Linked DNA regions of Mus musculus: region 1 is linked to region 2. A link is a loop called in an ENCODE intact Hi-C map of the cell type or tissue named here. Cell type or tissue: left cerebral cortex. All regions are shown on one strand. Links, peaks and the distances in the headings refer to the core of each region. The heading gives the core; the rest is flanking DNA. Region 1 overlaps Tnfrsf1a (tumor necrosis factor receptor superfamily, member 1a). Region 2 holds the start of Tuba3a (tubulin, alpha 3A).

What was found. A loop is a pair of places that touch in the nucleus more often than their neighbours do. Peaks named below come from ENCODE experiments on the same cell type or tissue, not always from the same donor. Only the 100,000 strongest peaks of a DNase experiment are listed, where the experiment ranks them.
Region 1: a loop joins it to region 2, with 2.4 times the contacts of the local background. A loop is called at or near these places in 20 of 42 quality-filtered maps.

Annotation. Positions count from the first base shown.
Region 1 is chr6:125,355,599-125,370,871 of GRCm38, forward strand. It overlaps Tnfrsf1a (tumor necrosis factor receptor superfamily, member 1a), which reads left to right. Exons shown (of 10, transcript NM_011609.4): 2 at 1,227-1,380; 3 at 1,715-1,843; 4 at 2,123-2,272; 5 at 2,456-2,534; 6 at 4,899-4,975; 7 at 5,112-5,225; 8 at 5,494-5,522; 9 at 5,701-5,986; 10 at 6,089-6,885. The coding sequence ends at 6,396. Plekhg6 (pleckstrin homology domain containing, family G (with RhoGef domain) member 6) reads right to left here. Exons shown (of 17, transcript NM_198604.2): 13 at 14,984-15,116; 14 at 14,783-14,898; 15 at 8,986-9,137; 16 at 7,444-8,121; 17 at 7,053-7,269. The coding sequence ends at 7,260. Among named protein-coding and RNA genes, the nearest start is that of Gm52918, 9.3 kb to the right of the region's middle. In left cerebral cortex, for the core only: CTCF peaks have their summits at 4,478 (motif pointing right), 6,605 (motif pointing right), 8,089 and 9,098 (motif pointing left); DNase peaks (open chromatin) are centred at 6,310, 6,588 and 8,105.
Region 2 is chr6:125,279,055-125,294,327 of GRCm38, forward strand. Tuba3a (tubulin, alpha 3A) reads right to left here and starts at 7,027. Exons shown (of 5, transcript NM_009446.3): 1 at 6,914-7,027; 2 at 3,702-3,924; 3 at 3,299-3,447; 4 at 1,916-2,596. The coding sequence starts at 6,916. In left cerebral cortex, for the core only: no CTCF peak of the experiment used is centred there; DNase peaks (open chromatin) are centred at 7,429, 8,062, 8,418, 8,457 and 1 more place; H3K27ac peaks cover 227 bases.

The sequences.
Region 1 (15,273 bases), core at 2,466-10,465, 77 kb after region 2:
GCAAGGTCTACATTGAAACTAAGAGGGCTTTGCGCTCTCCATACTGAAGCTGTTTACATACAAGAAAGCCAGTTGGTTGCTATGAGCTTTGCCAAGATTATAAAGCCAGCCCTCTAGAATGCCCTGCTTTGGGACTCCTGGCACATCCTCAGCTCCTGAATTGAGGGTCATCTTGAATCAGATCACCAATCTCTGGTCAACTCTAGTACATGACACATTTGTCTTTGGTCTTACTTAATCCTTGTCGCGCCTGCATGCTCGGAGTTCTTCCTTTTGTTTCTGTCCCGCAATGGTGCTTGGGAGAGCATTATCCCCAGGTGCGCATTCATATCTGGGTGTTTGAGTGTGCACGGAGGTCAGAGGTCATCCTCAGGTGTTTGCTTCCCATCAGTTGGACTAGGTTGCTTAGACAGAGATCATCAGGGGCCTACCTGGTGGGCTCCCCTCCATCACCGGGAATACAAGCCCGTACCTGGCTTTTTATGTAGGTGATGGTGCTCGATGTCAGGTCCTCACGTCGCACAGCTGACACTTTCCTGAACCATCTTCATGACAGCCCTCCCTTCAACTTGATTTCCCCCCCCCAGTAGTACTTTTTGAATTACTGTCATGGAATCCAAAGAGGTTTGTAGATCCTAATGGCTCACCTCTAGGAAGTGTCCACAAACAGGCTTAGTGTGAAACCCGTACCCAGATATAGAAATGCCAAATGAGTAGTAGGATTGATTGTCTGTTGGAAAAACAGGCTGTAACGGAAACAGCCTGCTACTTCTGGCTAACATTTCTTGGTCGGGCAGAGGGCATTGCAGTGCTTCTGTGTGAGACCTGGAGCTCCACCCTCAGCCCTGCAGACACACGGGGAAACTAAACATTCCTTGACCGGCTCTCTTGTGATCAGCACTGGGAGCCGCTTCAGGGAACTGAACGGGATAAAATGCAGCTGGGGCCTGAGACCTAATTGCTCAGTTGTAGAAACAAATGCTAGCATACAGAGCCACCAGAGACCAAGAAAATACTAGACTGCACAGTCGCCACCATCTAGGGGAGAGTGTCCCTAGGGGGTGGGGGGAATGTGAACTTGTCTCTCTCTCTCTCTCTCTCTCTCTCTCTCTCTCTCTCTCTGTGTGTGTGTGTGTGTGTGTGTGTGTGTGTGTGTGTGTTCAATTTGTTGCTACCTCTAAGGCCCCACCCCTGACAGTATTTCCTCTTTCTGATTGTTCCCTCAGGTGCTCCTGGCTCTGCTGATGGGGATACATCCATCAGGGGTCACTGGACTAGTCCCTTCTCTTGGTGACCGGGAGAAGAGGGATAGCTTGTGTCCCCAAGGAAAGTATGTCCATTCTAAGAACAATTCCATCTGCTGCACCAAGTGCCACAAAGGTAGGAGAAAGTGAGAGCAGAGAATTGTCTTGAGATTTCTTTTGCTTTTTTTTTTTTTTTTTTTTTGAGACAGGGTTTCTCTATACCCCTGTCTGTCCTGGAACTCACTTTGTAGACCAGGCTGGCCTCGAACACAGAAATCTGCCTGCCTCTGCCTCCCGAGTGCTGGGATTAAAGGCGTGCGCCTCCACGCCCCGGCTTCTTTTGCTTGTTTCTGATGTTCCCCGACCTTGGTCCCTGGGAGTCCCCTTATTTTGCTGCCCCACTCCCTGCCCCCGACTTGGGTTTTGCCCTTTAGTTCTCCACTACAGCCTGACCCTAACCCTATCTACAGGAACCTACTTGGTGAGTGACTGTCCGAGCCCAGGGCGGGATACAGTCTGCAGGGAGTGTGAAAAGGGCACCTTTACGGCTTCCCAGAATTACCTCAGGCAGTGTCTCAGTTGCAAGACATGTCGGAAAGGTAAGCCTTGGGATTGGGCCAGGGCTATAGAAGGTGCATGGTGTGTGAAGACGTGCGAACATGTGTGTGTGTCCGTGGGTGTTGGCCAGGAGGTCAGGATTTCGAATCTGCTCGTGAGTGTGGCGGTAGTATGCATGCGTGCACATGCAAGCTCGGGCCTGTGTGCGTAGGAGGAGTGTCTGTTACAAAGACGAATGCCATGTGGCAGAGCCAGGGGGCGTCAAGATTTGTGTGGGAAAAGGGATGTGAGACTCACACACCATTTCCTTCCCTCTTCAGAAATGTCCCAGGTGGAGATCTCTCCTTGCCAAGCTGACAAGGACACGGTGTGTGGCTGTAAGGAGAACCAGTTCCAACGCTACCTGAGTGAGACACACTTCCAGTGCGTGGACTGCAGCCCCTGCTTCAACGGCACCGTGACAATCCCCTGTGAGCACCGGTCACCCAAGTCCTCTCCCCTCCCCGGGAGCACCCTGCCCCCCTCCTCTGCCCCCCACCCTATCCTGTCTGTGTGTCTGAGCTCCTATGTGGCACCTGCATTCCCGCCCTCGTCCCTCCCTCGGGCCCTCAGACTGCAGGCACGCGCTCTTAGTCTTAACCGCTTTCCCACAGGTAAGGAGACTCAGAACACCGTGTGTAACTGCCATGCAGGGTTCTTTCTGAGAGAAAGTGAGTGCGTCCCTTGCAGCCAGTGAGTATCTGCCAAGTGCTTGGGGTTCAGGGGTGGGTGAGCAGCTGTGGCTGAGGGGCCCCAGCAGGGTCAAAGGTGGGATCCTACAGCCGGATGAGCAGAAGACACTACAAGACATCAGACAGCCCTTTCCCTTTCTCCAGGACGTTAGGGGATAAGCAATAGGGCTTAGCGGGTAAAGCGCTTGCAGCAAACGTCTGGCAACCTGAGTTCAAGCTCTGGAACCCCGTCTTGTAAAGGTGACAGGAGAGAATATCAGGTGCACAACGTCATCCTCTGACTGCCACACACACGTGCTATAGCTCGCATGCCTCTTCAGTGCTGGGCAGTTAGATCCGAGCGCGCTGTTCTTGACTGCACTCTGGTGCATCTTACTGTTGATGGTATCTTAGGTTTGGCTCGCACAAGCTCTACCGCTGGGGATCCCTTCTTCCCAGGCTCCCTGACAGACTTCCTCATTCCTGTGGCTCCGCATGGGCTGCTCTTATACATTTGCTTCCAGAGAAGACTCTCATAGTTGACCTGACTTGGGGGTTAAATCCCAACTTACCTTTTTCCTGGCTCTGCAACCTTGGGCAAGTTCTTACCTCTCTACGCCTTATGTTTCTTAACCTTTAGGGTAAGGAGAGTGGGGGTGGAGATGTGGATCAACGGTAGAGCACTGGCCTAGCGTATTGGAGGCTCTGGGTTAGATCCCCAAAACAGACAGCTAAACCAACAATCTATAGGACTGTCTGAACCAAAGCTGTCTACTTTCTATTTTTTTTTCCACGCAGTTTCATCTCAAAAGAGCTCATGTGCCCATGTGTTCACCCTGTCATGAGGTAGACAAAACCTCCTTTCCCTGTTCTGCTGAGAACGCATGTTCCTCTGCCGTCCCCCTGCCCCCACCCAGTGTAGTTTTCTCATCCCCTCTGCCCTGTGACAGCTCTCAATGGCTGCCCCAATGAGAGACATCCTAAAACCTCCCGTGCCCTTGAGGCCTGCCGTCTCCAAAGTCAAGTGCTGTAAGCAGCCGGACCATTGGCTGGGAAGCCCTCCAGCGTCTCATATGAGTCCTCTTTCTGGGCACGCGGCTTCATCAGCTTAAAGCAAAGACCGGCTGGTTTCATTCAGCTCCTGGTGGTTGGCGTTGCTGCTTTAGAGTCAGTGCTGAGGCAGGGGCATCATGATCAGAGCATACTGTGCAAGCACAGTAGCTCACCTCGCAGCCCCTGAGAGGCCAAAGGAAAGGGTGTGGAGAGGGGTCAAAAGTGAGCCCTCAGGGACCTAACTTATACTAGTCCCCATGTCCCAGTATGCTGGGACCAAGCCTTCAACACATGGACCCAGCAGGACATTTCAGATCCATGCCCTACCGGCAAACACAATGATAAACCCAGTCTACTACAGCTGCCGTCTACCGTGCCATGTCAGGGCCAAGTACTTGATCCCAGAAGGAGGTGTCATGAGCGCCATGAGATGCTGGACCAGAAAAGTGAAGTGACTTATTTCTGTCATGTTGCCAGTCAATGACTGGAATGGAATTTTTACTCTTGACTATAAAGGCCTTTTAAATTTTATTTTTAAAATACTGATTGATTGTTGAATCCGGGCTCTTCGCATGCTATTCACGTGCTCTACCATGGAGCCAAAATACCCTCAGCCCTTCGACCGTTTGATTTTATTTCATTTCATTTTATTTATTTCTTTTTACTCAGGGTCTCACTGAGTAGCCTTGGCTGGCCTGGGACTAGGTGGACCAGGCTGGCCTTGAACTCCTAAATATCTGCCTGCTTTAGCCTCCCGACCACTGGGATGTGTCACCATGCCTGGCATTTAAAAAATACTTTAAGAATTATTTATTTTCATTCTATGTGTATGAGTGTTTTGCCAGCATGCATATATGTGTACTGTGTACATTGCTCAGTATCCTCAGAGGCCAGAAGAGGGCGTTAGATACCCTGGAACTGGAGTTACAGATGGCCGTGAGCTGCCATGTGGGGTGATGACTGTGTCAAACTCATCAAGATGGCCGACTTGCCCTCTCTCTCCCTTTCCCCTCCCTTTCCTCTCTAGTCTCTTTCTGGACAGGATCTCCTGTTGCCCAGGCTGACCCTGACCTTGCTGGGTAGCCATGGGTGGCCTTAAACCGATCCTTTCGTCACTTCCTGCCAAGTGCTGAGATCACGTGCATCCACTTCTGCTCCTGCCTGTCCACACAGCCTTCCCGGGCTCCCATCAGCTTGTAAACTGTTGTACGGTGTGGACTGTCTCGTTCTTCCCCACCAGCTCTCAAGGCGGGTTGAAGAGATAGCAAAACCATTTGCAAAGCAAAGAACTGCAGGCAGCCTTCCTGCTAACCGGTGCCTTCTCTTCTTTCAGCTGCAAGAAAAATGAGGAGTGTATGAAGTTGTGCCTACCTCCTCCGCTTGCAAATGTCACAAACCCCCAGGACTCAGGTGAGGGGGGGTGGCTTGGTGCCAGCTCACCGAGCTGGCTGGCTGACTCCATGACCTCCCTCCACCCCCACCCTTTACCCCCCAGCCCCCTAGTCTCTGCTGTGGCCTCACACTGAGCAACCTCTCTGGTCTGCAGGTACTGCGGTGCTGTTGCCCCTGGTTATCTTGCTAGGTCTTTGCCTTCTATCCTTTATCTTCATCAGTTTAATGTGCCGATATCCCCGGTGGAGGCCCGAAGTCTACTCCATCAGTAAGTAGGACTTTGGGGATATAGGGTGTTGGTGGAGATACGGGAGGGGTTCGGGTGGGCAAGTTGGAGGGAAATGAGGGGTGGCCTCTCTTCATGGTTAAGGACTCTAGGCTGAGTGGCCCTGGATGGTGGGAGGGAAGCCATACTGATATCCGTAATTCTCTTGTCCCTGGGGCCACATAGACCCTGGGGCATGACACCACAAGTCCCCAAGGTCAGCGTTGAAAGGGAAGTGAAATTCATGACACCTTGTTTCTTTGTTCTCCAGTTTGTAGGGATCCCGTGCCTGTCAAAGAGGTGAGAAGGGACGACTCCAGCTTCCCTGACTACTCCTTCCAACGCCTGATACCTAAATTACTTGGAATGAGGGCGGTGGGCTCCCTTAGCTCCTCTGTCCCCACCCCCATAAAGAATAAAGCGCCCGAAGGGAGTCCTTTTCTTTACTCCCACTAATGCTATGCTTTCTTTCTTTCAGGAGAAGGCTGGAAAGCCCCTAACTCCAGCCCCCTCCCCAGCCTTCAGCCCCACCTCCGGCTTCAACCCCACTCTGGGCTTCAGCACCCCAGGCTTTAGTTCTCCTGTCTCCAGTACCCCCATCAGCCCCATCTTCGGTCCTAGTAACTGGCACTTCATGCCACCTGTCAGTGAGGTAGTCCCAACCCAGGGAGCTGACCCTCTGCTCTACGAATCACTCTGCTCCGTGCCAGCCCCCACCTCTGTTCAGAAATGGGAAGACTCCGCCCACCCGCAACGTCCTGACAGTGAGTTGGGTTCCTGCTGGGGCATTACTCCTGGAGGGAGTCGGGCAGGGTGGAGGGCACAAAGGCAGGCTGCTGCTGGAAGTGCACGGTCCTTGTCCCCAGATGCAGACCTTGCGATTCTGTATGCTGTGGTGGATGGCGTGCCTCCAGCGCGCTGGAAGGAGTTCATGCGTTTCATGGGGCTGAGCGAGCACGAGATCGAGAGGCTGGAGATGCAGAACGGGCGCTGCCTGCGCGAGGCTCAGTACAGCATGCTGGAAGCCTGGCGGCGCCGCACGCCGCGCCACGAGGACACGCTGGAAGTAGTGGGCCTCGTGCTTTCCAAGATGAACCTGGCTGGGTGCCTGGAGAATATCCTCGAGGCTCTGAGAAATCCCGCCCCCTCGTCCACGACCCGCCTCCCGCGATAAAGCCACACCCACAACCTTAGGAAGAGGGACTTGAACTTCAAGGACCATTCTGCTAGATGCCCTACTCCCTGTGGGTGAAAAGTGGGCAAAGGTCTCTAAGGGGAAGGCTCGAGCTGGTAGCCACTTCCTTGGTGCTACCAACTTGGTGTACATAGCTTTTCTCAGCCGCCGAGGACTGCCTGAGCCAGCCACTTGTGAGTGGCAGGGAGATGTACCATCAGCTCCTGGCCAGCTGAGGGTGCCAAAGACAGGATTGTAGAGGAAAGGCACAATGTATCTGGTGCCCACTTGGGATGCACAGGGCCCAAGCCAAGCTTCTCAGGGCCTCCTCAGTGGGTTTCTGGGCCTTTTTCACTTTTGATAAGCAATCTTTGTATCAATTATATCACACTAATGGATGAACTGTGTAAGGTAAGGACAAGCATAGAAAGGCGGGGTCTCCAGCTGGAGCCCTCGACTCTTGTAAATACACTAAACGTCTAAAAATGATCGCTGACCCTGGAAAGAGTGGTCTGTGGATAGGAGAGAGTGGGCAGAGCCAGGATATGAAAAAATAGCCCGGCAAGTCCAGCCATCCTGCCAGCTAACAGTAGATTCCACCCTGTGGGTACCCATGCTTTCCGTTTCCCATCCTCATCCAGTGTTCACCAAACAACCATGTTTCTGGGCACTTTTATATAGGGCTCAGGGGTTCGTCTGTGAGACAAAATGTTCAGTTCTTGACCTCCAGGGTCCTCAGAGGTGATGCCTGGGTCAGGCTTGGTTTGAGGTGGATCCTTGAGGTAGAGTCCGGGGGAGGTGGTGGCCAGCACTCTTAGGGAGACAATTTCTCTAGGAGGTGTATCAAAGGGCCTCAGCATTCCTTATACTTCTCTGTGAAGGAAGGAAGACAAATGCATTAGGTCAAGGTCAAGCAACGAGTGGGCTGATGGGTAAAGCAGAGTACCCTCCCCTGCGTTGGTTGTTCCCTGCTCTGCACAGCCTGCCTCTTAGAACGGCCCCCCACTCCATACTGTCCTTCTGTCCCATAGTAGTTTCTGCACTTACGATGTAGACAGGGGCGTGTCCAGCTGTATGATGTGGGGGACCCTCATTCTCTGCAGCTGGGCTAGAGTCAGCCTCCGGGGCTTGCCATTCCCTGGTTCCGGTTCCGAGGCTCCATCGATCCTTTGGTTGGCCAGCTCCTCCCTGATCTCCCTGAGCATGTCCTCCCGTAGGGAGCGGGGGCGGAGTTCAGGGGATAGAAGCCCCTCATCTTCATCTGAGGACTCCCAGGGGCTTTCCCCAGCAGAGTCAGTATGAGTGGGAGAGTGGGGGAGCGGACTCCGACGTTGCGCCCTGTGTAGGGTTTCTACCACCACATTCCCTGATGCCAAAGTCTCGTCTTCCTCCTCCGACCAGATTGGTGGGGCTCTCCTGGGTAGACTGCCTCCTCTTAGGATCCCTTCTGGCAACTCTGGGGCGCTTCGCCGCTGGGGAGCTTGGGGGTCGGGAGGCTGGGGGCGCAAGGGGACGTCTCTGAGTTCCAGGGTGGAGAAGGTGAGGCGAGGGTCTCTACGAAGAGCCTTGGACCGAAGCCTGTTCAGGGGGGAATGAGAATCCTTCGGGGAGCTTGGAATCAAGGTACCGTAGCCAGAGTCTGAGGCGTCATCCGGCATGGAGGGCGTGTCTTCATCTGTATCCTCAGTCACCACCAGGCGGGGGATGATGGCGAACTCTAAAGTCCTACAGTGAGGAGTAGAAAGTCAGACTCATGCTGAGAATGGGATTCAAGGCTGAGAAGCCTCTCCTATTAATCCATTCAGAAATGTCTCCTCCAAACTTACTGCCCTGTCTCAGTGCAGGACAGTGATTGGCTTTCCCCACTTCACTGCTTAGGATTATGCTCTATAAAAGACCGTGGGTACTCCTTTTATACAGCACCTATACTGAAACTGGAATGACACAGAGATTAGCCCAGTCAGTGTGCAAAGTCCTATTTGAAACAGAAAAAGACCTGGAGGTCAGCTGGGGGTGGGGTGCTCAGGAGGAATGCCTTGTGATGTGTTCAAGGTCAGTCTGAGTTACTCGCCTCGAAAACAAACAAGAGCTCAGGTTTGCTTCTGAGCCACTCTGTGCACAGCACCTGGTTCAGACCTCATCTCACGCAGCTTGTCTCGGATTTGCTGAGTGGGCCCATTGGTGGGTCCTTCTTCTCTAAAAGCTTGTTGCTAAGCAGCTGTTGCATCCCGGACGAACCTCTTTACCCTGCGGGGTTTGGAGCTTGCTGTGCCCTGGGAACTCTGCTATTCTGGAAACTCTGCTATCTACCTTCACTCTGGAGCCTGCTCATCACAGGGAGTTCACATGCTGTGTCTCTGTTTCCTTTGCTCGGTGCCCACCCTATGCCACGGGTCCCTTCACATGGTAACTACCAACCTCTTCCACTCCCAGCTGCAGCTCATGCTCTTGTTCTCATACCAAGTCCCCGAGGCTCCTACTCACCCTGCTCAGCTTTATAAATGTCTCCTCCCTCCTCCTTACCCCCCTCTTCCCCACCTCCCTCCTCCCCAACTGCGCCCCCCTCCTTGCATGGTGATGGAGTCTTACCTCCCCTCGGCACTGCTCTGGGAGTCCTCCGGGGAAGGCGAAGGTGTGGAGGGCCTGGTGCTGGGGGACTCCGTGCCCTGGTTGCGATAGAGGGCCAGCAGCTCCCTCTTCTGTTGAATGTACTGCTCACCCTTCAGCTTCTGCAGAGTGGTCTGAGGAGGGACTTTCATTATGAGCTCTCATTTACAGATCAAGAACCTTTGGCTCTCCTAACTCCCTTCCGAGGCACAGGGGTTTACACTTCCTTTCCTACTGAGAAAGGGCAATGAAGGCTGGGGACCACCACAGGAGTCATTCTTACAGGGAGGGAGCACAATGATGCCGAGATACAGTGGTGGCAGCAAGCTGCAGAGCTGCTGGTGGAGGGAATTGGGGCGGACAGAACGTCCCCTTTCCTCTGCTCTCTTGGCCCTGTATCCCACACCACCTGGGAAGCCAGCCCTCTGATGCTCCTCTCTTAGAATCTCTCCCTGGCCCAGAAGATGGTGCTGCCAGGGCTCTGGACCATACAGGTCCTTGGGTTCCTCTTTTGGGCTCATTGCTCTCTCATCACCTTGACCTTCATTGAAGGAGGGAGGAGCAGGAGCACGCTTGCCCTAGGCTGAGGACTCTCCTGTCCCTTAGCCAGGTGAGAAAGGAAAGCTGGGGCTGGAGAGTTGGCTCAGTGGTTACGAAAAACCTCTGCTCTTCCAGAGGTCCTGAGTTCAGATCCCAGCAACCACATGGTGGCTCACAACCATCTGTAATGGGATCTGATGCCCTCTTCTGGTGTGTCTGAAGACAGCGACAGTGTACTTACATATAATAAATAAATAAATAAATAAATAAATAAATAAATAAATAAGCCGGGCAGTGGTGGCGCACACCTTTAATCCCAGCACTCGGGAGGCAGAGGCAGGCAGATTTCTGAGTTCGAGGCCAGCCTGGTCTACAGAGTGAGTTCCAGGACAGCCAGGGCAATACAGAGAAACCCTGTCTCAGAAAAAAAAAAAAAAAGGAAAAGAAAAAGAAAGAAAGAAAAGAAAAGAAAAGAAAGCTGTCCCAAGATGGAAGAGAAGAGAACACACGTCTGTGTCCCTTCTGAGTTTTCAAACAGAATAAGGAAGTGGCAGCTGACAGATATCATGCAAGGACCTCCATACATACGGGCGCTTTGTCACCCTCCAGCATGGCAAGCACGGACCTGAGCTCATCTTACAGATGCAAAGACTAGGCTTAGATGCAGCTGCTTGCCAAGGAGAGGAGAGCCGGGTGAGTGTATACTCTTTAAGTCTTAGCTCAGTGACTGCAAGCTTTCTGGCAGCCTTGAAGGGCTTTGAGTTATCACAGGAGGTTAATGTTGGGGGAGACAGCAGAGCCTGAGAAGACGCAGGTGGGTAGCAAGAGGAGGCTTGGCATGAAGGAACACAGAAGTGGCTGCTATGGGCAGAATGGACAGCAATATTCATAGGTATGGCTAAGAAACACTAAAGAGCTTCCCAGAGGGTAAAGAAATGGCTGAAGGCTAGGCTGATCCCAGCATTTGGATCACGGCATAGCCACTTGAGTCAAGAGGATCTCTGAGTTTGAGACCAGCCCAGTCTACATAGAGAGTTCCAGGCCCATCAGAATGTATACAGTGAGATCCTACCTCAAAAAGAAAAAGGAGGGGCTGGAGAGATGGCTCAGAGGTTAAGAGCTCTGGCTGCCCTTCAAAAGGTCCCAAATTCAATTCCCAGCAGCCACATGGTGGCCCGTGACCATCTATAATGAGATCTTGGTGCCCTCTTCTGGTGGACAGTCATACATGTGAGCAGAACACTGTGTACATAATCAACCAATCTGTTAGAAAGAAAGAAAAAAGGAAAGGAAGAAAAGAAAGAAAGAAGGAAGGAAAGGAAGGAAGAAAGGAAGGAAGGAAGGGAAAGGGAAGGGAAGGGAAGAAGAGAAGAGAAGAGAAGAGAAGAGAAGAGAAGAGAAGAGAAGAGAAGAGAAGAGAAGAGAAGAGAAGAGAAGAGAAGAGAAAAGGAAAAGAAAGAGTGGCTGTGGTTGGAGTCTTTCACCTCCTTCCTAGGCGTCCCCACCACAGTGGCAGCTAAGGTGCTGCATCTGGCATAGAGCAGAGACCTCAAGTGTTCCCTCACCCCATACAACGCTCTCTTGTGACTGATGCCAGGTTAGCTGATGGCTCCATGTTTGTCCTTTCTCAGAAGCTGGGAGAGTGTGAACCAGCAGCCCTGGGGCTTCCTGGGCTTCTCCAAAGCTTTGGTAGGAGCACAAGGGCGGCTGGGTCAGAACCAGACATGTTGGAGGAGGGTTGGGCAGGCATAGGAAAATGGTATCAAGTGGACAGTTGTTCCAACTCTCCTTTCCCTGGCTTCCCAGTCACTGAACCAGAGCCGAGGTTGAGAGCAGGAAACTAGCACTAGGGGGCCAGTTCCTGTGTCTCCTCCCTTTTCTCTTCTCTGGGCTTCATCTTTCTGCTCAGTGTGAAGTTGAGAAAGGTAGGAGCAGAAGGGTGGTGGGCTGCACAGCCTGCTGTGAGGAGAAGCCACGCCCTTTGCCCTCTCCCCCCCCCCATGCCCCAAGTTTGACTTTGTGATGGCTGCTGAGGATGGGTTAGTGTGGAGGGAAAGGATGAGCAGAGGACTTCTTTAAAGAATCTCTGCTGGTATTGGCTTCACTAAGCTTGCCCTTGTCCCTCCCCAAGAAAGGCAGGAGCTTGGGAAACCCACCCTGGGGTGGGGGGAGATGTTGAGCAGCTGAGCCCAGGGCTTCCAGCTGCCTCAAAAGCTACAGCAGGGGGATCTTCTCTGCTACAGCAGGAGGAGAGCCAAGGTGAGGAGAGCCAAGGTGAGGAGTAATGGAAAGAAAGCTAGAGTGGGAGGGAGGGAGGGCTCCTCTTCCTCTTCCTCCCCCTCCTCCCCCTCCTCCCCCTCCTCCTCCTCTTCCTTCTCCTCTTCTCTTTCCTCTTCTCTCTTCTCCTTTCTTCCTCCTCCTTTCTCTTCTTTGTTTCTCTGAGACTGGGTCTTTCTATGCAGCTCAGATCCAGAACTTGCTGTATAGCCCAGGCTAGCCCTGAACTCACAATCCTTCTGCCTCAGCTTTCTGTGTGCTGGGATTATAGGAGTGTTCAACTAGCTCACCCCCTTGTGTCACAATGACCCACACTTGTAGCGCTCCCAGGACGCACAGAGCCTCAGGCCAAGCCACTCACTGGCTTGTGGGCTATCACTGTACTTCCCCAGATGAGGGCCAGGCTTAGAAGGGCTAGTAACTTGCCAAGAGCACAGCGTAGGCTCTGGGCTGCTCTCAAGTCTTGCTTTTGTTTAATTGGCCCCAATTTCATCTTTTGGCCTCTTCCTCTGAGGGTTCTCAGTTCCTTTTCCTCCTCCCAGCCACTAAGTCTCCCCACCCCCACCCGCAAGCTCATTTTTTGTTAAAGCATAAGCCACCTCAAGGAAGCTGCCTCACTAACATTTCTGCAAGGGGAAGAAGAAAAAGTCTGAGCTCTGGGCAGAAGAAAAACTAAGAGAAACTCTCACCCTGTGTGAGCATGTGCATGCGTGTGTGTGTGTGTGTGTGTGTGTGTGTGTGTGTGTGTGTGTGTGTTGCAGTGTTTCAGGCTTTGAGTGGCTGGGAACCTCACTGCAAATTTGATCACAGAGGAGAAATGACTCCCCATTTGTCACGCTGCAGAGCCTATCAGGGGCTGTTATTTTGCATATGAACACAAGCAGGTTTGACTGGTTCTCAGAAGTTCCAAGTGAGAATGTGGCAGAAGGCTTGTTCTAAGACTGGGAGCCAAAGGAAGAGGAGACACTTGAGAGGTTGGTGTGGAAAAGCAAAGTTTACAGGTGTGGTGATGCCCATGCACATACACGCGCCCACCCACAAATAAATAAACAAGTAAATAAGTGTGCACATTCCTTCCTGGGGCTGGGGTGGAGTGCAGGGATACGCACTTTCCCAGGGTAGCAAAGATGCTGGGTTTGATCCTCGGCTCTGCCAACAAGCAAGACAAAGAGTCTAAGGCAAATCTCCAGCTCTTTGCCACTCTGCTCCCACCGTGGGTTTGCCTGGAGAAAGCCGGGTCCGAAACCCAATCCCCAGAAACCATAAATGTGACTTTAGTTGGGAACCGGGTCTTTGAAGATGTGAAAGGACCTAAGGTGAAGACCTCAGACATTCCATGTGGATTCTAAAGCAGGCGTCTGGCATCTTCATAAGAAAGGGAGGAGAATCTGGACACCAGCATACAGAGGGGAAAGCCAGAGATGCGGGGGAGGGGCCAGGAGTTGCTGCTCCAAGTTAAGGGCCACAGAAGCCATTGGTAGCTGAAACACAGATGCCCCCCTAGAACCTGGGCAGGAAGCTCAGTTCTGTCAATCCTGCATTTTGAACTTGTGGCCTCCAAATTTGTGAGGGACCCTGTTTCTGGATGCTTTGCTTTGTTTGTGTGGAACCATGGCTCAGTCAGCTCCAGGGTCTCGTGCAAGCTAAGCACGCGCGCTCACTGAGCTACACCCTAGCCCAGCCTCTGTTTTTCTATAGCCTCTGAACTGATAGTAACAGATGTAGCTTTACTGATGTCTCTCTCTCTTTTAAGCTCCTACTTGTATCACTTAAGTCTGCCTCCACTGGCTCCACGTTGTCTACAGGTCAAAGTTCAAGTTCCTGCGTGGCCCTTAGAGCCGGGCATGATCCTGTGGTACCACCTCCTGAACTCAGCTTCTGCTGCATCCACCCTTCTACTTCTCACCCTAACAATGCCAAGCAAACAACCTGCTCAGTTCTACACACACGCACACTTGAGTGCACACACCCACACAGTCATGTCCGTACACCCACACACATAATACACACACACACAATCGTGTGCATACACCACACATAATACACACACGGCCATATGCATAATATATACACACATAGTATACACACAGTCATATACATAAACCATACACATAATACACCCACACAGTCATATGCATACACCACGACATAATACATACACATATATAACAATGCAGTTATATGCATACGTCATATACACACACAACACACATAGTCATATGCATACACCACACATAATACATACACACAATCATATGCATACACCACACACACACACACACACAGTGGCAGTGGGAGGGAAAGAGAACATGGTTCCTACTGAGCTCTAAAGGTTTGTATGACCTTGATCCAGTCCTGGTCCCTTCCTATAAAGTGAGAGATGGGGTGCCTCTCTCAGCACCCAGGACTGTTTCCTATTTCTGGGTCTTTGCACTGTAATTCCCTTCTTCCTGCTTTGTTGTCTGCTCTGATGCACCGGTTTCTCCCCCCTAAGCTCCCTTAGCACCACTGCTTTTCCAGCAGCCTGCTGGGACAGACAGCATGGCCGTTCCCTGCTGCTGTCTTTGGCATGCTTGCTTCTGTTATTTGTACCCTGATTACTCTAATGAGCTGAAGCACAGATTCCTGGAGGGCAGGAATGGTATTTTCATTCTTTTCTGACTCCCTGGCACGTAGCACTAGCTCTGCTTGTCCCCAGAAAGTGCTCCGTAGGTGTCTCTGAACAGAAGATAAAGTTTAGAAATTCACTGTTTCGGTATGGGGAAAGCATTCGGGTGTACGGCGTGTTGGATTGTCTCAATAGCTGCCACAGGCTTTCTCAGACTCTGGAAGGCATCCGACCTGCTGCTGGTCAGATCTGCCCCTGCACCAGCCTCTCGGCCCTCCTTCACCCTTCTGTGATGCCAGTCCTGAGCTCCAGGGATGCATGCTCGCCCGCCTCCAAGCCTGACCCACCACCTACCTGAGCATGCTGGGTCTTCTCCAGCCACCGTGCACGCTCTGTAGAACTGGGACAGTGCACAGTGAGGGCACTGGAGACACACTGGAATTCTGTGAGGTGGATCAACAGGAAGCTGTCTGCACAGAGAAGAAGCTCTGCTTTAAGGGCTGGGCCTTATCTGACCCCAATCCCAACCCTTCCTCCTCTGGAGAAGAGACATACTGGGGTCTCGCAGTGGTCGGCACACGAGTTTCTCCAGCATGAGGGGAGGACGGATGACCTTGGCTCTGTCCGCCTTGCGTTGAGGTTTGGTTACCAGGAGCACATCGGAGAAGAGAAATAGGTACACATCCATCTACAGGTAGGGGTGCAGGAGAAAGAGGCAGGGTCAGCCAGAGTCAGGGGAGGGGCTTCTCCAGGGTTCTGGCTCTTTGCCTGTGAGCCTAAGGACAAGGTCAGACCTGCAGAGTGATCAGCTGAGAGAGAGTTAACTTGGTTCCATATCTTGATTT
Region 2 (15,273 bases), core at 2,472-10,471:
ACCCCCAGAGCTTGTGTCTCTAGTTGCATATGTAGCAGAGGATGGTCTAGGTGGCCATCAATTGGAGGAGAGGCCTACGAAGATCATATGCCCCAGTACAGGGGAATGCCAGGGCCAGGAAGTAGGAGTGGGTGGGTTGGGGTGCGGGGGGAGGGTATAGGGGACTTTCGGGATAGCATTTGAAATGAAAATGAAGAAAATAATAAAAAAAAGAAAAAAGAAAAGAAAGCACCTATGTAGCAGTAAACTCTGCCAAGGTGAAGATGCTATGGTGGTGACATTTGTACACCCTGGTGAACACATGGCTGTGAGCAGCAGCTCGGAGCACAGCCAGATTGGAGCTGGAAACAGGTAAGGACAGACACAAGGGGTCCTCCGCAGATCAATATACCCCCACTTTAAGGAGGAACATGTACCCTTTGCTTGCCTGCTGGCCTGCCAACCAACATCACCTGTATAAAAGGCACAACATAGCTTGAATATGCAGAGACTGCCTCTTGATTTATAAGGACAAGCAGCTTATGGGGGCAGAGAATCCAACTTTCCAATCTTCCATATAATATTGTGTTTTCTCTCTCTATGTGTGTGTGTGTGTGTGTGTGTGTGTGTGTGTGTGTGTATGTGTGTGTAACTTAAAGTCTCTAAAAATGACTTTAAAAGCCAGAGCTGGCTGTAAACTCAGTCATATGAATAAGAATGATCTTGAACTCGCTCTAGTGCTGGGATTAGAGACATGTGACATAATTAACTGTCCAGCTAAAACTCAAACATATTTTTCGACACAGCAACCAGTGTAGCCCCAGAAAATGGTTGTAAAGGAAGGTGTGATAAACCACACTGATGCCAACAAAAGGGAACCTAGTGCAGAGAGGCTGACAGGGTCATCTGGTTCCTCTCTGTAGGGGCAGCCCCTAGCTTGTACTTCCCGGTAGACCAGCTCTTTACGGAAGAAATGCAGGTTTAATGGGAGCAAACTCAGCAAGGCACAGCGTTCTGAATGAGCACTTGCTGTCAGACACGCTCTCCCTTGGAAGTCCTCGCCTTCTTGGGCTCCCGGGAAAAACTCATCTGCATAACATTTGGTAGATTGATGGTTTAAGAAAGAAATAATGTTTGGGGCTGGAGAGCTGGCTCAGAGGTTAAGAGCACTGACTGCTCTTCTAGAGGTCCTGAGTTCAATTCCCAGCGGCTCACAACCATCTGTAATGGGATCAGATGCCACCTTCTGGTGTATCTGAAGACAGCAACAGTATACTCACATAAAATAAATAAAATCTTTAAAAAAAAAAAAAAGAAAAAAGAAAAGAAAAAAGAACAAAGTAAAGTTTGGGGGCTGGAGAGATGGCTCCATTGTTAAGAGTGCTGGTTGCTTTCCTAGAGGACCAGGGTTCAATTCCCAGCAACCACATGGTGGCTCAGACTGTCTGGAACTTTAGTTCCAAGAGATCCAGTGCCCTCTTTGGGCCTCTACAGATACCATCAGCACACATGTGGTGTGCATGCATGCTCACGCGCGTGTGCACACACTCATAAAAGCAAGCAAATCTTTTAAAAAGAGAAAAAAGAAATAAGGTTTGGACATTGGCAGTTGTGCACACCTTTAATCCTAACACTCAGGAGACAGAGGCAGGGGGATTGTCTGAGTTTGAAGCCTGCCTGGTCTACAGAGTGATTTCCAGGACAGCTAGAGCTACATGGAAACCCTGTTTCGAAAAGGTTTGGTAATTAATTGCTGGTTTGAGGAAAAAGGGCTTCCAGTGTTATTAGAAAACTGTCACACCACTTAGCAATTGCTTACTGCCCATGCTTTCTTTGGAGCCTGATGTGGAAAGGGCCATGGGCTTGCCCAAAGCTGCGGCCCCACGGCAGTCTGTTGCTTACTGGCAGATATAACTGTCCCAGCACCCAGTCCTACCTTAAATCCAGTCGGACACCAATCTACAAACTGGATGGTGCGCTTTGTCTTGATGGTTGCAATAGCCGCGTTGACATCTTTGGGAACCACATCCCCCCGGTACAACATGCAGCAGGCCATGTATTTGCCGTGGCGAGGGTCACACTTGACCATCTGATTGGCTGGCTCGAAGCAAGCATTGGTGATCTCTGCCACTGACAGCTGCTCATGGTATGCCTTCTCAGCTGAGATGACCGGGGCGTAGGTTGCCAGTGGGAAGTGGATGCGAGGGTATGGCACCAGGTTGGTCTGGAATTCTGTTAAGTCCACATTCAGGGCGCCATCAAACCTCAGGGAGGCTGTAATGGACGACACAATCTGCCCAATCAGACGATTGAGGTTGGTGTATGTGGGACGTTCAATATCCAGGTTGCGCCGGCAGATGTCGTAGATGGCTTCGTTATCCACCATGAAAGCACAGTCGGAATGCTCTAGGGTGGTGTGCGTGGTCAGGATGGAGTTGTAAGGCTCCACGACCGCTGTAGAAACCTGGGGGGCTGGGTAGATGGCAAACTCCAGCTTGGACTTCTTGCCATAGTCCACTGAAAGCCGCTCCATCAGCAGCGATGCAAACCCAGACCCTGTGCCTCCTCCAAAGCTGTGGAAGATGAGGAAGCCCTGCAGTCCCGTGCACAGATCGGCCTGTGGTAAAACCAGAGTACATAAGCCAGTGCCTACAAAGCCACATTCCGACTTCCACCCCACATGCAGGACTTCCATTTCTACAAACTGATGCAAATTCAGACTGCCTACCATACAGACGCCGCACTGGGTTTGAATACAATGAAGACCGGTAGCTGCGTCTCAGCAGAGTCTGAAGTAAGGTATTTTGGTAAACTTATGATAGATTCCTGACTCTAACAGATTTGCCGAGATGACTGAGCCTTATAGTTTTATGTCAACTTGACACCAGCTTACGTTTGAGAGGAGGGACCCTGTTATTAAGGAAAACGCCTCCATAGGATCAGGTTGTAGGAAGCCCGTCGGGCATTTTCTTAATTAGTGAATAATGGAGAGGGCCCAGACCCTTGTGAGTGGTACGACCCCTGGGCTGGTGGTCCTAGATTCTGCAAGGAAGCAGGCTGAGCAAGCCACAGGGAGCAAGCCAGTAGGCAGCACCCCTTCATGGCCTCTGCATTAGCTCCTGCCTGACTAACTGCAATGATAAACAGTGTTGTGGAAGTGTAAGTCAAACAAACCTTTTCTCCCTTAGATGCATTTGTCATGGTGTTTTATCACAGCAATGGTAAAGTAGCCCCAACTAGTACAATGGCCCCCCCACCCACCCCTGACCCTCTTGACCCAGACAGCCACCATCTAAAGCCTCCTCCGCAATCCTCTTACCAGCTTTCGGATTCGATCCAGGACCAGGTCGACAATCTCTTTGCCGATGGTGTAGTGGCCTCTGGCATAATTATTGGCTGCATCTTCCTTTCCAGTGATCAGCTGCTCTGGGTGAAAAAGCTGCCGGTAGGTTCCCGTGCGCACCTCATCTAGAGAAAGAGACCATACGTCCCGTGAGTCCTTCAGGCAAGGGCTGTTCAATCCCTTTGTGCACGTGTGTCAACAGTGTCTCCTAGTCTTTGGTTACACATGCATCACCTACGACCCTTTCTTTCAGTTTCTTACCCAACTAAGTTACGAGCATTCAGTGTAGAGCCTGTCTGCTCTGCACAGATCTCAGTGGGCTTTCCAGAGACATCCCACTCTCCCATGGAAAGCCTCCACCCAGGCCCCAAGCACCTACCCACCACAGTGGGCTCCAGGTCCACAAACACTGCCCTGGGCACGTGCTTGCCGGCTCCAGTCTCACTGAAGAATGTGTTGAATGAGTCGTCCCCGCCGCCAATGGTTTTGTCGCTTGGCATCTGACCGTCAGGCTGAATGCCATGTTCAAGGCAGTACAGTTCCCAGCAGGCATTGCCGATCTGGACACCTGCCTGCCCCACGTGGATAGAGATACACTCACGCTGGAAACCAGAAAACACGATACTCACTCACTTCAAACTGTATGACATACAAATACAATTCTGTGCTGCGACTCAGTGTCTATTTTCAAACTTTATTAACAGCAATGCTTAGGCGTTCCTTTTATCTGTTAAAACTGACTGTACCAGGTATGGTTACACAGGTCCATAATCCCAGTACTCAGAAAGATTAAGTAGAATTCAAGTCCAATCCTATCTCAACACACACACAAACTTGCACAAAGATAAAACATCTTGCCTACTCTAAACTTACCCCATTTTAGTATATAGTTTTATGAACATTGGCTAGCCTTGAACTAGCAACAGTTCTCTTGCCTCAGCTGCTCAAGTGCTAGGATTACAGATGTAAGCCACCGCACAAGGCTAACCAGGTAGCAGCCAGCCCCAGAGCATAAACGTTTGCCACTCTTTAAAAATATGGTTAGTTTGAGACTCGGAAGCCATGTAGTGTCAACAACTAGCTCAGTGGGGACAGTCACAGTAATTCTCAGAAAAATCTATCAGGCCTCAACTGTGGCCCAACAAAAGGATAAGATATAATTCAATAAGGATGACGCGATAGATGCCAGGTCACCCAGCCAAAGCCAATCTAGATAGTCACTGTATCTTCTATTTGCCCATCTAGATCAACCTTTTTAATGCTCTCCATCCCACTCTGGTACCAGGAAGCTGGCTCATGTACACATCTGTTAATATTAATAAGTTAATATCCTTCTCAAAGATACCACTTAGGGTAATCACTCATGCGTTCAGGTCTAGGAATGCAACATTCCCAGACACCGTTAAGCATTGAGACGTTGTATTAGCCTGATTTTTTTCTTTATTTAAAAAATTTAAGACAATTTTAAATTTTATTTAAAATGTAAGGAGCTGGCTGCCCTGGAAACTGCAATCTTTCTGCCTCAGCATACAGAGTGCCAGAGTTATAGGCATATGGTATGCCACCAAACCCAACTTAGAGCCCTACATGGATAAATTATACATTTTTTTCTACCCAACCCAGCAATTATAAATACCTATTTCAGGGACTCAACTCCTGCCACTGTCTTCTGATCTCCACTGGCAGCCACTCATGCCAATGAATGCAATAAAAAATAAAGCAAATATAGTCCCTTATCTCGTTTTTTCCTTATCTCGTTCTTAAGGCTCAGCAAGGTTTCTATGTCTCAGAAGTAAACAGAACCCCCCAAAAGAAAAAAAAATCACTAAGATTCTTCAATGAAGCAGATTTTTTTTTTTTTTGAGGCAAATAGTAAGATTCTACTGAATCTGCAGGTAACTTAAGTTTCTGAGGGTTAATTTGAAAAAAGTGTATGCAAAAACATCGTGCTAATTAGTTCTGGTCACGTGGGGAGAGGGAACAAGAATGTCTGTGGGTATTTTCTTGATTAATGACCCACGTGGGTGGGCCCAACCCACAGAGGGCAGTGTAAGGCCTGGGCTAGTTAAGAAAGCCGGCTGAGTAAGCCGGTTTGCGGATTCCTCCATGGTCTCCTTCAGTTCCTGGTCAGGTTCCTAACGGCAGTCAAATACATCCTGCCTGGAGTTGATTTGGTCAGTGTTTTATCGCAGCAACAGAAAGCAAACTAGATAGAGCCTGTTGCCAAATCCCATGCCTATCAAGGACTGTGCCCTGAGAACAAAGTAATGGGACGACACTGCCCCTGCAACAAGAAAAAAGTTTTAAAGAAAAAAAAAAAAAAACGATCAAGCTCGGTGTGGGGGGGTCCATGACAGTAGCCAGCTCAATGAGGAGCTGAGGTAATAAGAGGCGTTTGAGGCCAGCTCAGATGACGAGAGCCCATCAGAGAAACAAAGACAAGTTCTGGCTGTTTAGACCCAGATCGTATGTGAACACAAGTATCTAAGAAGTCCTCTGCCTGGGGCCGGAGAGTTTGTGTGGTGGGTAGGAGAGCTGTCTTGCAGAGGATCAGGGCTCAGTTATCAGGCTCGCCACGGCCTGACTCCAGCTCCTGGGTCTTCCACACCCTCTTCTGGCCTCTCTGGGAAACTGCACTCAGGAGCACATACTTTGCAGAGACATACATGCACAGCGATTTCAAAGAAAAAAAAATCTAATAAATTAGGTTCTCAGCCTTATTTTATTCTTCCCTTAGGACAAGTTTTTGTAGTCCATGCTAGCTTCAAATGTACTCAGACTAATCTTGAAATCCAAATGTCCTGCTTGGGACTGTGGCATGCGCCAGCACACACCTCAAATGTACTTTCTAATACCAACAATGGATCCCACTTATAAACCATGAAATAAGAAAAACAGCAGTAGCCACAAAACTTATATAAAAGTTCTTTGGCAAGCTTGGTGGAGCTGGTGGCCTGTGATCTTGACGGAGTGGAGGCAGAGAGGGCAGGCCTACCAGGGGCTCTACGGCATTTCCCAATCATAGTAAGCTCGAGACCCGAGCACAGGCTCTTTGGACTCAGTAACTTTCACTTTCCTAGGTGGACGAACATTAGACCAGAAAGCCTGGTGGCTTCTAGGATCTTCTGGAACCCAAGCCATCACTGGTTCTCGCACTCAAGGCCACTGGTACCAGTAAACAAAACAAAAGTTCCCTCTCCAGAAACCTATCTGCCACCTTCTTTTGTTGCTTTTTTTCTTAAGGCTGGAGGCCCACGAGACTGAGGCTGGCCGCGAACTCTTGCGCCTCTTTCATCAGCCTCCGCGGGGCTGGGACTCCGGGCTGGAACTGCATCCCAGCATCCTGGAGCTTCACAGGTGCTAAGAAGCCGAGCATCTCATTCACACGCACTTGCATGGTGAGGAGTCTAGAGGAGACTGCGGGCTCCTGGGCTGCTCTGCCAACGCCCACCCTCACAGGAGCTGGGGTTGCGAGGAAGCCCTAGCCTCAGAGGAGACGGAGGTCAACCTCCCGTGGGGCCGACCCCCCCAGAGGCCCCGAGGCCAACCACCCCGGCCTGGGACTGCTCCCACCACCCCGGCCGCTCTCACCATGCTGAACTCCGGAGACCCGCTCAGACGCCGCCTCGGCCGTTCCTCACCACTGGTCCTCAACCGCCTCTGGTCTGCGCGCTCAACAGTCCAGGACGGATGTGGAGTCCAGGCCGGGGCTCATTGGCCCAGAGCGCCTTAGGGGCGGCCTTAGGCTCCACATCCCACTAATGATTGGATGTGGCTCAAGTTGCAGTGCTGGCACTTTCTGATTGGATGTGGCTTTGGCGGGAAGGCTCTGGAGTGGCTGGAGGGGGACAAGCATTGAGGAGCATCTGAAAATGGGGGGTGGGGGGAGGTGTGTCTGCGCGTCCCCGACATCCAACTTAGCATGGAACAAGTGGGGCGCTCAGGTCTTGCTTATCTGCGTATGTTATCTGCGCATCGGCGATGGAGGGATGCCCTAGCAGCCCTGCACACTATCCGTACCTCTGTCCTCGCCTTTCCTCCTTTCGCCTCACCTCACACAGCCTTACCTCACTTGGGGCAGAAAAGCTGTTCAGCCTCCCTCGCTTTGGAGGCCACCAGGTCGTGCTTCTCCAGAGACCATCTGCCAAGTCTTGCGTTGGGACCCAGAGCTGTTTTGGAAGTCTGTGTGAGCAGTTGCCTATTCCGACATTATTTACTCGGAGAAGGTTTTGAAAGGATTTGGGTATGCAGCCCTGGCTGGCCTCCAAAGCTTGTAGCCCGGGCTGGCAGAAGTTGAAACTCTGTCTCAGGCTACCTCAGAGCTGGGGCTATAGATGTGTGCCATGCCTGGTGGCAACCAGACCTTCAATCTGCAATTTGGAGGAAACATAAATTAGTCAACATACCTATCTTTCCTCAGGATATCGAACTGCACATAATGAATTGTAGGCTGTGCCATGGTGTTTTTGTTTGTTTGTTTGTTTGGGCAGAGTCTCATGTATCCCACCCTGGTCTTGATTTCCCCTGTAATCAAGAATGGATTTGATCCTTCTGACCCTCTAATCTCCACCCTCTGAGTCCTGGGACTGCGGATCTGCATCACAAGCTGGGGACACACTCATGGCTTCAGAGATGCTTAGCCAGCACTCTACCAAACCCAGCTACAACTCTAATCCCCAGTGCTGTGTTTACAAGAAACATTTTTTTCTGATTATGAGATTAACACATTCAGAGTAGAACATGTGGGAAAGGCAGCAATAAAATAGAACACCAACAACCACGCATGTCTCTAGAGAAACACATTTCAGCTGTCTTTCATCCTGGCGTGCATACATTTATGACTTGTTTTATAACTAGAATCAAACATGATTTTTTTTTAAAAAAATTCTGCAATAAACATTTTTTGGAACAGAATCTTCTTGATGCAGTCTTATTGTTGGGGATCTGATTTGGTCGCTAGGCATTTGAAACCCAGGAAATTTATATCCATATCCCGTGAATGAATATATTCCTTCATGTATGCCAGATTCAGCATATAGAAGGCAACCTCGATACCTGCAAATGAGCAATGGCATGAGACAGCCTGCTGGCTTTGTTAGGATTCTGTCTCCTCTGGGATCCCAGGAGGAAAGGGAGGTTTGGTTGAAGAGAAGCACCTGGCTCATGGTTTATTGTGCTTGCCACCAGCTGCAGACTTTTCACTTCATTAGAGTACAGTGGGGGAAGACAGTTACAGTCTCCTTGAGCCTTCAGCTCCTGGGTATTGTGACGGCCGAATCTGCTACACACTTTCTATACTCTGCTGGTTCAACTTGCCTTTGATCTGCTGGGTCTGTGTGGATAATTCGACAGTTTTCATGTGTCAAACATGATTTTTAAAACCACTTTCTTGAGATTTAGTTACCTTACTCTATAGTGTGTGTGATTCCGTTAACTCGGGAACTTGTGGGCTCAAGCTGGCCTCCTGAGAAGCTGGGACTACCAGTGTTCACCACCATGCCACACTTGGTATTTATTAAAGGAAAAGAATATTTATTTTTGGCTCACAGTTGGAGGGTACAGTCTGTTATGATGGGGAAGCCATGGCTGCAGACTTAAAAAAAATGTTTTTATTTGTGAGCCAGGGTCCCATGTATCCAGGCTGGCCCTGAACTTGGTATGAGGCCCAGGGTAGCCTAAAACTTTGGATCCTCTTGCCTCTAGCTCCTAAGTGCTAGTAACATATGGTTGTATAACTCTGCTCAATTTAGGTGGTGCTGGGGAGCAAACCCAGGGCAGCATGCATGGCAGGCAAGCCCTCTGCCATCTGAACTATGTGCCAGGTCAGTAGGCACCCATTTTTCCATGTATCCTAGTTAGCTTTAACTATCAACTTGACGCAGTCTAGAGTTACCTGAGAACGGAGTCTCAATTTACAGAATGTCCATATCAGGTTGGACTGTCCTGATGGATGACTGGTGTACAAGGGCCCCACCCACTGTAAGCCACACTGTTTACTGGACAGGTGGTCTGAGCAAAGCATGACCAAGTCCAAGAAGGAGCATTCTTTCATGGTCTCTGCTTTAAGTTCCTGTCCTGACTTCCCTCAGGAATGGTCTGTAACCCAGAAGTATAAGCCCAAATAAATCCTTTCTTCCTGTTAGTTATTTTTGGTCATTTTGGTCCTTTTGGTGTTTGTCTCAGCAACAGACTGCAGCTGTGAATCTGGTTATTTCTGTAGACACTGAGTCACTTGATTGGACCAAAGAGTACAGGCGGTTTTCTAGCTCAGTGCATAAGGAAGTTATCTTCCAAAAATTATGTTACATTTTGCCTTTTGAAGTTAGAGTCTGGGTCTGTCAGTTGCAAATCTCTTAGTACTTTGTCTACCAGGGTCACAGAACCTTGAATGTCCCCAAAGGGACCCCTCTAGAGCCACAGCAAGCCAGGGGCTGCTGCCACCAGAAGAGCCTCGTTGGATCTTCAGGTTAGAAGGATCGTGCTTCTGCAGGGGCTTGTGTCGTCTTAAGGACTCTGTGTGTCCTTGTGTGTCCTTGTGTGTCCTTGCAAGTGTCACACCTGGCAGTGGAATGCAGAGAGGTGAGAACAAAACTTGCTTCAACACGGCTTTAGTTAGGCAGGCTGGTTCAAACTTCTGGAGTCCCACCCCAAGCACATATGTTTATTTTTGACATATTTAAGCACTGGACAACTTTGGAGAAAAGTTTCCTCCTGACAGGAAAGCTTAAGCATGACACTCCGAGGCTCCTTTGCCAAGCACCTATGGCCTCTCCCACGAGAACAGGTTCTACTGATGTAAGAAAAGTGCTCGGGAGAAGGGCCGGGGAGGCAGGGTTTGTAATAAGCATGAGGCTGGGCTCTATTGACTGAGAAGTAATTCTCAGGAGTCTGAGGGATTCAGGTGAAGCCAGGCTCCACAGAGTCTCAAATGGTCGCTAGGTTATTACACAGCACCCTCTCCAGCCTTCTGGGCGAACAGGTGTCGGTTTCTTCCATTGAAGAAAAAAAGCTCGTGTTTAACAATTCTGCTTTCTCCGGTGCTTGTCTGTGAGCATGAGGACTTTGTGACCGCCTACAATTTTATTCTTTGTCTTATCTGATTCTATAGCTGTGGACATTTCAGTGTTGCTTTTATATTGAATTCCCTTCAGGACCGTTCTCTGCACTGGTCCTTTGCCTTTTTCTACTCTTCTCCATCCATCCATCCATCCATCCATCCACCCCCTTCTCCACTCAATATGGGCGTGCTCAATTCACCACATTCTAAAAACATAAATCAGCCATTAGCATGCACTCAATTCTAGCTCTTTCCTTATGATGTCCCATTTTTCTTTCTAATTACTTTCAACCTTTTACACTTCCTAAGACAGTGGTTGCCTCTTACATCATCATCTTCATCATCACCATCATGGTGTCAGGTATCTTTAGTGTAGTAAGGAGTGAAATAATTCCCATGGGAAATTGGTACCAAGCAGTAGGGTCATTGCTGTAATAAGCCTGACCTGAAAAGCATCTGGAACTGGTCTGCAAGGAGAATGTGGAAGAGTTTGGAACTTCAGGTTGAAAAAGCCTTAGAATGCAGTGAGCAGGGCTTAAGGGCCATTCTGGTGGGAGTTTGGAAGGCCAGGATGTAGACTGCAGAGGCCCAGCTCCTGAAATGTCTGAAGAGAGCACCGGTTTTAGTACAAAATAGGCTGCGCATGCAATGCTCTGGCAAAGAACCTGGCTGTTCTGCCTGTGTCCTGAAGACCCGAGGAAGGCTGGATACAGGTAGCTGGTTGGATCCTTGTGTGGAAGAGGAAATCTCCAGACAGGCTACAGCATTTGGATTGGGTCATGGCTTTTGCTTTCTGTCCTCATCCAGGTCTGCAGTAAGGGAGACAGAGTAAGTGGAGCAGGAAGATAAAAACCTGAGCAGTCTGCCGTGAGAAGGAGCGAGAGCTTACATGACACACAAATCAGGTTTGAGAGCCATTGTAACTGCTAAAGAGATCAACTCCATTAAAAAGAGAAACCCAGCTGGCATGGTGGCGCACGCCTTTAATCCCAGCACTCGGGAGGCAGAGGCAGGCGGATTTCTGAGTTCGAGGCCAGCCTGGTCTACAGAGTGAGTTCCAGGATAGCCAGGGCTATACAGAGAAACCCTGTCTCGAAAGAAAGAATGAAAGAACGAACGAAAGAACAAAAGAACGAGCGAAAGAACGAACGAAAGAACGAAAGAACAAAAGAAAGGAAAAGAAAAGAACCCCAGCACTCCATACCAGGACATGGGGAAATATTTAACTACAGAGACACCCCACCCCACGCCCCGGTGCCGTCGTGTGAAGATGCAAATTAAATTGAAAAGAGAGAGAGAGAGTCTGATTTGAAAATGCTGCAAGGGGAATTGCCTGTTTGAAAGAAGCTCCCAGGCAAGTGGATCTCTAGAGCTATGGTTCTCAACCTGTGGGTTATGACCCCTTGGTGTGGGCTGGGGGTGGTGGTGGTCACATATCGACTATTCTGCCTATCAAACATTTACATTACAATTGGTAACAGCAGCAAAATTACAGTTATGAAGTAACAATGAAATAATTAATGGTTGAGGGTCACCACAATGTGGGTAATACCCAACAGTATTAAAGGGCAGAAGCATTGGGAAGGTTGAGAACCACCACTCTGGAATCACTATACAGACACTGATACAATTGTGGTCCAAGGGAGCCAGGTCTCAAACTAAAGCCATACTGAAACCCAGCAGGCAGTTCCTAGGTTCTGCTATCTAGACTTCACAAAGTTTAGATATCGTATTCATCCAGCATACAGAGACTCTTTCTTGGGCCAACTTTATTCCTTGCTAGGTGCCTTCTTGGATGGCCATCCCATGGTCTTGGAATCACCAACATCCTGGAATTCCCAGAAGCCTCATAGGCTCATGTAGTAGCTTCTCGGGGCTTCTCTGCAGGGATTCTAACTCTGTCTGCCTGTTGCTTGGCTTCAGTGCCTCTTTGGAATTGTGGTCCATGATCCCTTGAAGCCTGTATCCCTTATGCCTGCAAACTCATTACCATTTGCCTGATACTCCCATGTTCTGCCAGGTCCCAATGGAGCCTGCCCACCCTGGACTAGGGCTGTTAGAGTCTTTCCTTTGATGAGTCACATTCCTGGACTGCAGAAAGCAAAGCGTGGGAAGTCCTGGTGTTCATCATGCTGCTTCCCGACACTCACTGCAGCTGGGCACTCATTGTGAAGCTTGATTCCCAATGAAAACCTTATGGAGGCACAAAAACTAACATCCCCAATGCAAGACAAAAACCGAAAGGCAACACAGAATACTTAGATGACTTTTGGGCTAGCGATGGCCTTTTAGATCTGACACTGAAGGCACATAGGCTCAAAGAAACAATTAGCAAGCCGGGTTTCATTAACAGTTTCTGGTTTTTTAAAGACACTCAAGAAAACAAAAGTGTGAGCCACAGACGAGGGAAAGTCTCTGCAAATGTTGTATCTTGCTACAGGACATGAGATAAAATAAACAGACCTCTCAGAACAACAAGAAGACAGCGGGGCTGTGGTGATGCGTACCTTCAACCCTAGCTCCTGGGAGGCAGAGGCAGAGGCAGAGGCAGAGGCAGAGGCAGAGGCAGAGGCAGAGGCAGAGGCAGAGGCAGAGGCAGAGGCAGAGGCAGAGGCAGAGGCAGAGGCAGAGGCAGAGGCAGAGGCAGAGGCAGAGGCAGAGGCAGAGGCAGAGGCAGAGGCAGAGGCAGATGGATCTCTGTGAGTTCTAGACCAGCCTGGTCTACAGAGTTGGTTCTCAGACAACCAGGGCTACATAGTGAAACCCTGTCTTGAAAAAAAAAAAAAATCCAAAACCCAAAACAACCCCCAAAGCCAAACCAAACAAATGAAACAAAACAAACAAACAAAAAATAAAAACCAACCAACTGAAAAGTAGACCAGAAACCTTAACATTGTGCCTTAAAGGAAAGACTTCACACTATAGAACATCAGGGAAACACAAATTGAAGCAACGAGACACCCTAGCACACCTATCAGGGAGGCCAAAGTCCAGAGTGCTGACACCACCAAAAGCTAACAGGGGCGTGGAGCAACAGGAACTCTCATCCACTGCTTGTGGCAACACGAACTGACTTCTCTGGAAGGCGGCTCACCAGGTACTGCCCTCTTACCCTCTGCTCTGCCTCCACACTACTCGGTATCTACTCAAGTGAGCTGAAAACTAAGTCGGAACAAAAACTCGCATGTACAAGCTTTCTCAGGTTTATTCATAGTTTTGAGAACTTGGAAGCCATTAACTTTGATAGGTGAGCTATGAGTTGTCCAGATAGAGTCCAGATAGAGTATCATTCAGCTAAAAGAAGTGAGCGGACAAGCAATGAGAAATCAGAAAGAGCATAAATGCCATAAATGTGCATTGCTACGTGGAAGAAGCCAGTCTGAAAGGCTACATACTACTCCATTCCAACTTTGGCATGTTCTGGAAAAAAACAAAGCTATACATACATTCAAAATATTAGGACCCCCAAACTGCTCTGTAGTAACTAGTTTTGTTCCTAGTATCTACCACGGCTGGCTTACAACTGCCCTGGCCTCCCTGATAGGTGCTAGGGTGTCTCATTGCCTCAATTTGTGTTTCCCTGATGTTTTATGGTGTGAAGAGTCTTTCCTTTCAGGCACAATGTTGATGTTGAGGTCTTTGGTCCACTTTTCAGTCAGTTTGTTGTTGTTTTCCATTAGTTTGGTTTGGCTTTAGAGTTCGTTTTGCATTTTTGTATTTTAGTTTTTGTCTTAGGGTTCTGCTGTGAACAGACACCATGATCAAGGCAACTCTTACAAGGACAACATTTAATTGAGGCTGCCTTACAGATTCAGAGGTTCAGGGTTTTTGGCTTTTTAAGGGTATCTTCATGCATATGTGTATACAACATACATAAACACATAAATAAAAACTTTAAAAATATATATATTTAAAAAAAATTAGGTGCTCCCAAGAGCCTGGAAACAGGAAGGTGAATATGTGGCTAGACGGGTTTTTAGAGCAGTGAAATTATTCCTGTGATAGTACATTGAGGTGGACACTTCTGGTTTCTTTGGAAAGTCAGTTAGGTCAAATGATGTTTGCTGGGGCACACAGGTGAAAAGGTGCTTTGCTAAAGCAGACACGTGAAATAATGTTTTGTTGAAGCAGACACAGGTGAAGGGAGGTTTTGCTGCTGTAGACACGTGCAAGGACATGTACTGTTTAGAAAGAATATAAATATGATCCCACGACAGTGGGAGCTTGAACAGTGGTTCACCTTGCTCTGCCTCGCTAGTCTTTGTTGACAACGCCTAGTATTGGTTCGTCTTGCACCTCACTGCTGAGCTTTGCTTGTGGGGACTTCATAGAGAGAAACGTGCCAAAGGACTTCTCATGAGGTTCCTGTGACTTCCTGCCACTTGTGCAGACTCAGGCCAATTGGTGGGCCTCGAGGTTTCTTCTGGATTGAACTGCTCTTGCTGATTCGTGTGTGGTGTCTGCCGAGTGGACTGGTCTGCAGCTGGTGATTTGTGTTTGGTGGTTTTCTAGCAGACTGGACTGAAAACAACTTGAAGGTTGGAATCTCCCTGAAGAACTATCTCTAAGCAGGTCCACTTCCCCTGTGTCCTAATAACCTTTCATTTCCACTACCTCTGGTGGGTGGTGGGCAAGAGGGGAGGTTGAATCCTCATTAAATAAAGTAGGTTGAGGAAAATTTGGGCCTATATTACACTAATGGCTCATGACATTTTCACGCTCCATGATTCATAGAGCTACACAATGCAAAAGCCCTAACGTAAACTCTGTTAGGCAGTATCGTGTATCAGCTAGATCAAATGTCTTGCACAATGGACTATGTTAATAAATGGGGAAGCTTCGTGCAAGATGGAGCAGGAAGAGCACAAGAGATCACTAAACTGTCTGTGCATAT